Regions from separate parts of the Homo sapiens genome. Here region 1 is linked to region 2. A link is a contact called in ENCODE Hi-C data. All regions are on one chromosome and are shown on one strand. Each heading gives the region's core, a stretch centred on a gene start or an enhancer-like site at or near the end of the contact. The rest is flanking DNA. Distances are from core to core; before and after follow the strand shown. Region 1 overlaps IL2RA (interleukin 2 receptor subunit alpha). Region 2 has its middle 36 kb from the start of LINC02639.

What was found. A loop is a pair of places that touch in the nucleus more often than their neighbours do. Pooled maps may share reads with other maps.
Region 1: a map with no recorded cell type shows a loop between it and region 2 (9-fold over the local background). The contact joins two enhancer-like sites. A Hi-C loop is called at or near these places in 5 of 37 single-sample maps with no recorded cell type and 6 of 50 pooled maps.

Annotation. Positions count from the first base shown.
Region 1 is chr10:6,048,488-6,051,739 of GRCh38, reverse strand. The region is part of intron 1 of IL2RA (interleukin 2 receptor subunit alpha); the gene reads left to right. Among named protein-coding and RNA genes, the nearest start is that of IL2RA, 12 kb to the left of the region's middle. RefSeq lists enhancers at 236-505, 596-725, 736-1,115. Within about 2 kb of position 1,684, at least 30 of the 41 ENCODE cell types and tissues checked have a DNase peak (open chromatin) inside an H3K27ac peak, as active enhancers do.
Region 2 is chr10:3,867,843-3,871,098 of GRCh38, reverse strand. No RefSeq gene overlaps it. Among named protein-coding and RNA genes, the nearest start is that of LINC02639, 36 kb to the right of the region's middle. RefSeq lists an enhancer at 897-1,396. Within about 2 kb of position 1,819, at least 4 of the 41 ENCODE cell types and tissues checked have a DNase peak (open chromatin) inside an H3K27ac peak, as active enhancers do.

The DNA.
Region 1 (3,252 bases), core at 435-2,934, 2.2 Mb before region 2:
CGAGAACAGCTGACCAACATGGTGAAACCCCGTCTCTACTAAAAATACAAAAGTTAGCCAGGTGTGGTGGCACATGCCTGTAATCCCAGCTACTCAGGGAGGCTGAGGCAGGAGAATCCCCTGAACCTGGAGGCTGAGGTTGCAGTGAGCCGAGATTGAGCCACTGCACTCCAGCCTGGGTGACAGAGGGAAACTCCGTCTCAAAAAAAAAAAGAAAAAAAATATATATATATATATATATATATTTGTGTGTATTTTCTCCTCATGAAATGAGCTCCTTGAAGCAAATCGGCCCATCTTTTCAGAGAAAGATCAGTTTATTACGTCACCAAGTAAAGGGCAAAGGAATCATTTCTAAAAGTTTCGTTTGAAGTCCCCGGAGTTAAAGTTGACGTCAGCCTCTTCCTGCCCTGGTGCCCCGAGAGTTTCCCGGGAGTTTTGGGGATGACACCCGGCTGCATGCGTGACATCTCGCTGGCTGGGGGCAGGCCTGGTGGCTTCCCCGACAATGAAACCAGGCAGAGCCTGCAACCCAGCTGAGCACCAGTGTGGTCTCTGCTTCCGGTCCTTGTGGTAGCACCTCTGTTTACAGCCTGATTTAGAACAAAAAGAACTTTTGTAAAGGAGAAAACTCCTTATATTAAATGGAAAGCAAAACAAACAATTACCAAAAAAAAAAAAAAGTTGGAGGGGTGTTTCAGAATAAAAGAGCCGTCTCTCCAGACATCTGTCTGACGCCCAGGTGGCGCTGAGACCACAGGGTGAGCCTTTTGGCTGGAGATGTTGATCCCTGGTTTACTGCACTTCGGGCTTTCACTACCTTTCACCCACCGGACCATCAGTTTCACTTTCCCTCTCCCAGCGTCTCTCAAGCTCTGCTTCTCTGGCCCCGTTTTCAATCTAGTGCAAGAGGACCTGTAGCCAGGGCACCCATCCTCCTCCTCCTCGTCCTGCACTGGGATCCCAGCTCTGAGCACTCCCGGGCCAGGGAGGCCTTGCTGCGTGCTCTGCTTCTGTGATCTTACAGATTCCTCATGGCCACCATAGGAGATGGGGACTGTTAGCACTATTCCCCCACCCCAACCACCTTTTTTTTGAGACAGAGTCTCACTCTGTTGCCCAGACTGGAGTGCAGTGGTATGATCTCGGCTCACTGCAACCTCTGCCTCCCGGGTTCAAGAGATTCTCATGCCTCAGCCTCCCCAGTAGCTGGGATTACAGGCATGCCCCATCGCCATGCCTGACTAATTTTTGTATTTTTAGTAGAGACAGGTTAGTAGAGACCATGTTGGCCAGGCTGGTCTCAAACTCCTGACCTCAATTGATCCACCAGTCTCAGCCTCCCAAAGTGCTGGGATTACAGGCTTGAGCCACCACGCCCTGCCACCATTCCCATTTTACGGATGAGGAAACTGAGACCATGAGGCAGTAATTCACTCTCCCAAGAAAGCAAGGAGCCAGTAGATCTGAGCAGAACCCATGCATTCAGGCCGACACAGGAAGCAAGCTGTCAACAGGCACTGTTCATCTCCTGGGCTGCCTAGGCAGGCCCTGAAGCTCTGGTTTTCAGTCACCCTGTTATTCATCCCCAAGTTAATCTCCCCTGAAAGCACCTGTCGTGATGCCCTTTCGGCTGCAAGAGCTCCAGTCATTTCCATTGCCTCAGGGGCACTTTGCTACCTCCTCTGCCTGGCACACAACATGCTCCCCAGCCAAGACTGTTCCCTCAGCACATAGCACGCCTTGGCCAGCAGGTCTCCTCCTGTCCTTCAAAGGGAACCTCCTCATTTGTGATTTCAAAGCTGGACTCCCAGGAACACCCTCCTCCCTTACTGGAACAATCTTCCCCATCTTGTCTGCCTACCGGAATTTTTCCCAACCAGAAAAGCGTCTTGAGAGAATGGAAAAGTCTTATGAATTTGGAAAGTTGACAGCTTGAATTCAAATCCTAGCTTGAACTTGTGAATTTCTACTTTCCTTTACGAAAACCTTTGCATGCCATTCTGTGCAGGCACTAGCAAGGTGGTGGGAGGGAGATGGATACAGTAGGGTGAGTGCCGTGTAAAGAAAAGGGAGCAAAGTCTGGGACTGCAGAGAAATGCCACAAAGCACAGACAGAAGAGTCCCGGAGGCTTCCCAGAGAAAGATGACAGCCAATGGGAGACCTCCAGGGAAAGCAGGAGTTAAGAAGGTAGAAATGCATTAGGGAAGTGTGGCATGAGCATGATGGTCAATTTCAATGTGTCCACTTGCCTGGGCTAAGGGATGCCCAGATAGCTGGCTAAACAGTCTCTCTGGGGGTGTCTGTGAGGGTATTTCCAGGAGACACTAGCATTTGAATTGAATAGACTGGGTAAATTTCTTGTTGGTAGACTGAGTAAAGAAAATCACCCTCACCAGTGTGGTGGGGATCATCCAACCATAGAGGACCAGAATAGAACAAGAAGGCAGAGGAAGGTTGCATTCTCTCTGTTCAAGCTGGGACATCCGTCGTCTGCTCTTGGACATTTGCACTCCTGGTTCTCCAGCTTTTGGACTCTGGGACTTACAGCAGGGCCCCTCTGCTCCTCAGGCCTTCAGTCTTAGACTGAGCCACACCACCAGCTTTCCTAGTTATCCAGCTCCAGCTGGCATATTGTGGGACTTCTCAGCCTCCATAATTGAGTGAGCCAACTCCCATTATAAATATTCTCTTATTTATCTACATACATCCTATTGGTTTTGTTTCTCTAGAGAAATTCTGTTTCCCTGAATAATACAATGACCAAGGCCCAAGACAAAACACATGGTGAGCTCCAAGAGCCACGCAGAGTCCCGCAAGGCAGGAGAGCTCAGGCACATAGTGGAAGCAGAGATTTTGAAGTTGGGCATGAGCTGTGTCTTGGAGTCTCCCCATGTCACTGGGCTTAAACTGTGTCCTGGAAGGAACAGAACATCCCAGAGGGGTCTCAGTCAGGGCATGGCTTGTACTTTGGAGAGACAGCATTGGGTTTATGTGAAGAATGAAGGAAGAAGAGAAAGCACTGGGTTTATGTGAAGAATGAAGGGAAGCAGAAAGGCAAACCCATAGGGCATTGAGTAACCTCCATGGAAGTCCATGAGGGTAGGGTTTTAACCTCGGTGGGCCTCAGCTTCTGTTCGTATAAAATGGGAATAACACAGACCCTGCTGGGTGCTGTAAGGCTACATAAGCTAGCCTGCCTAGAGTGACCAGAGCACACAGTAGGTGCTCACTAAATGTGACTTGCTGGG
Region 2 (3,256 bases), core at 570-3,069:
ATGATTTTTAAGAATAAAATAAATATGGAATAGAATAATTTACACACTACTAAATTGATGAGTTAATATTTTCCTTGAGTTTATAAACTCAAATTGGATCAAATTATTAAAATTCAAAAAAATTCTAAAGGAAGGTTATTTTTTGAACTTCGGTTCTCAAATGTAATTTGAACGTATTAACTTCCAACACTAGCAACAAAAATATCCATCGCAAACGAGAGTCATTTGCAAGCTTGCTTTGGCAAAATAAGCCCTTTTCAAATGGGACCTTACACAGTATTCCAATATAAAATTCACACTGAAATGAAGCCCCTCTAGTGAATACCAATTTGGGGCCCTGCCCATGCCCATCCTCCTGGAGGCTCCCAAGGAACCTCTGTTGAACCCAGGGTTCCGTGAGCCACAGTTCTAATGCTCTTGGACAGAGTAGAGTATGAGCCCTGGGTTTTAAGTCCCAGCTCTACAGGTAACTATTTGCATGATATTCAGAAAGTTGTAGCATGATGTTGATGAATTATATTATCTCTGGGGTCTCCTCCAAGTCTGTAGTTCTTTGAATCTGTTTGACTAGGGTGGACCATGCCAGTATGCATTTTTGTTTTCTTTTTTTTTTGAGATGGAGTCTCACTCTGTCACCCAGGCCGGAGTGCAGTGGTGCAATCTCAGCTCACCGCAAACTCCGTCTCCCAGGTTCAAGTGATTCTCCTGTCTCAGCCTTCCAAGTAGCTGGGATCACAGGTGCCTGCCATTATGCCTGGCTAATTTTTGTATTTTTACTAGAGATGGGGTTTTACCGTGTTGGCCAGGCTGCTTTCAAACTCCTGATCTCAGATGATCCACCTGCCTCAGCTTCCCAAAGTGCTGGGATTACAGGCACGAGCCACCGCATCTGGCTGCTAGTATGCATTTGTTTAAATTATCAAATGGGAATCTGAAATGGGGCAATGGGAATTAAGAAAAATCATCTTTTTTTATTTAGAACTATCTTCAGACATGAACCCTCACAGTTGAACACATTACTTCACAATAAATATAGGCTGCCCTTCCGTGCCCCTCAGCCAAATGCCTTTTTAATTTTTTTTTTTATTTTCAACTCTTGCAACTAAATAAAGCAATCATACCACTAGTGTGACGGTTAATTTTATGTGTCAGCTTGGTTGGGCCATGGTGCCCAGATATGTGGTCAATCTTTATTCTGGATATTTCTGTGAGGATATTTTTGGGTGAGATTTCCCTGATATGGGTGAGCCCCATCCGATCTGCCGAAGGCCTGAAGAGCACAAAAAGCTGACCTCCCTGCAAGCGAGAGAGAATTCAGCAGCAAACAGCCTTCAGACTTCATCTGCAACATCAGCCCTTTCTGGCTCTGCACGAAACTGTCTTCAGACTCAAACTGCAGCTTTTTCCTGAGTCTCCAGACTGCTTACCACCCCCATCAGATTTTGGACTCACCAAGCCTCCACTGTCCCATGAGCAAATTCCTTAAAATATCCACCTATCTATCTCCTATTGGTTTGTTTCTCTGGGAACCCTGACTAATGCAACCACCTTTATCATAAACTCGGAAGAGAATTCTCCATGACCCTCACATGTCTGCACATCTTCTGAGTAGAGGCCGTGAGAGTCTTTGTCCTGGAGTATCTTGTGAAAGATAGTTAAATAGTGAACAGCTTTGGAAGACAGAGACTGTGTGTCCTTCAAAGCAAAGGGCAGGTATGCCTACTGCTTCTTGTGAAAGGCAGCTTCCCATCCTCCAAGTTTAGGTTCACCTCCTGAAATGCAATCCACTGCATGTGCAAATGTCACCTGACCCTCCTTCAGTCACCCTCTGGGGGTGGGGAGTAGGAGAACCAAAATTGCTGATACTCTGCCTACTGCTATTGCTTGAGTCATAAAGTCCTTTTGGTCTTTGACCCAGAGTACTCATATCTTCTGTCAGCATTCACAAAACTAGGACAGGCTAACTTGAAACCTTACAAATAGGGTAAAATATTAGATCCTTCCCAGTTCCTTACAGTCCACATAAAATATGCCAAAGGGTCTATAATCAGAATCTCATCAAATGCATTGTGTGGTGTCTTGAAAATATATCTACAAATCCTTTGACAATCCTTCTTTGAAAAGGTGAGGTTCAATTCTGCTCCTCTGCGTGTCAGCTGGACTTTGTAACTTGCTTCTACAGAAATAGAATGTGGCAGAATGGGAGGCTAAGGTGGAGGGATCCCTTGAAGCCAGAAGTTTGAGACCAGCCTGGGCAACAGAGCAAGACCCTGTCTCTACAAAAAAGTTTAAAATTGACCAGGCGTGGTGTCTCACACCTGTAATCCCAGCACTTTTGGAGGCCAAGGTGGGCCGAATCATTTGAGGTCAGGAGTTCAAGAGCAGCCTGGCCAACACGGTGAAACCCCATCTCTACTAAAAATACAAAAATTAGCCAGGTGTGATGGTGGGTGCCTGTAATCCCAGCTACTCAGGAGGCTGAGGAAAGATAATCATTTGAAACGAGTAGGCGGATGTTGCACTGAGCTGAGTGTGCCTTTGCACTCCAGCCTGGACGACAGATTTAGACTCTGTCTGAAAAAAAAAAAAAAAAAGTTGAAAATTAGCTAGGCTCAGTGGCGTGTGTGCACCTGTAGTCCCAGCTACTCAAGTGGCTGAGGCGAGATGATAGCTTGGGCCCAGGTGTTCAAGACTGCAGTGAATCATGATCGCACCACTGCATTCCAGCCTGGGTGACAGTGAGACTCTGTGTCTACAAACAAATAAACAAACAAAAGCAAAAAACAAGACACATGAGCCATTCTATGGATGTCTTCAAATAAGCAACTATTTACTCTTATTGTCTTTATATGTGACAATATCCAAAGGGCAGCCTATTCACTCTGGAACATCTCACATGAGCAATTATACAGTGAAAGGAGCAAAAAAAGAAAAAAAATTAAAACCCTGAACATGAGCGATGGAATCAGAAGTGTCTATTCTGCCTCTTACTAAGAAGTGACCACACCCAAAGTCACTGAAGCTCTCTGATTTTCAGGTGATTTTGGATGACTAGTGTAGTCATACCTAGCTGTCTGGATAATTTTGATGATGAAATCAGAAACATAATAGCATTTATTATCTACTAAACATTGTGTACCGGAATTTAGAGCCATGATTTCTTTTAACATATCCAAACCATCTAGAATTGTGCCTGGCACATGTTATGTAATGCATAAACCTTAGGCCCTGTCTTCTCCCAACATAGAAGATTGAT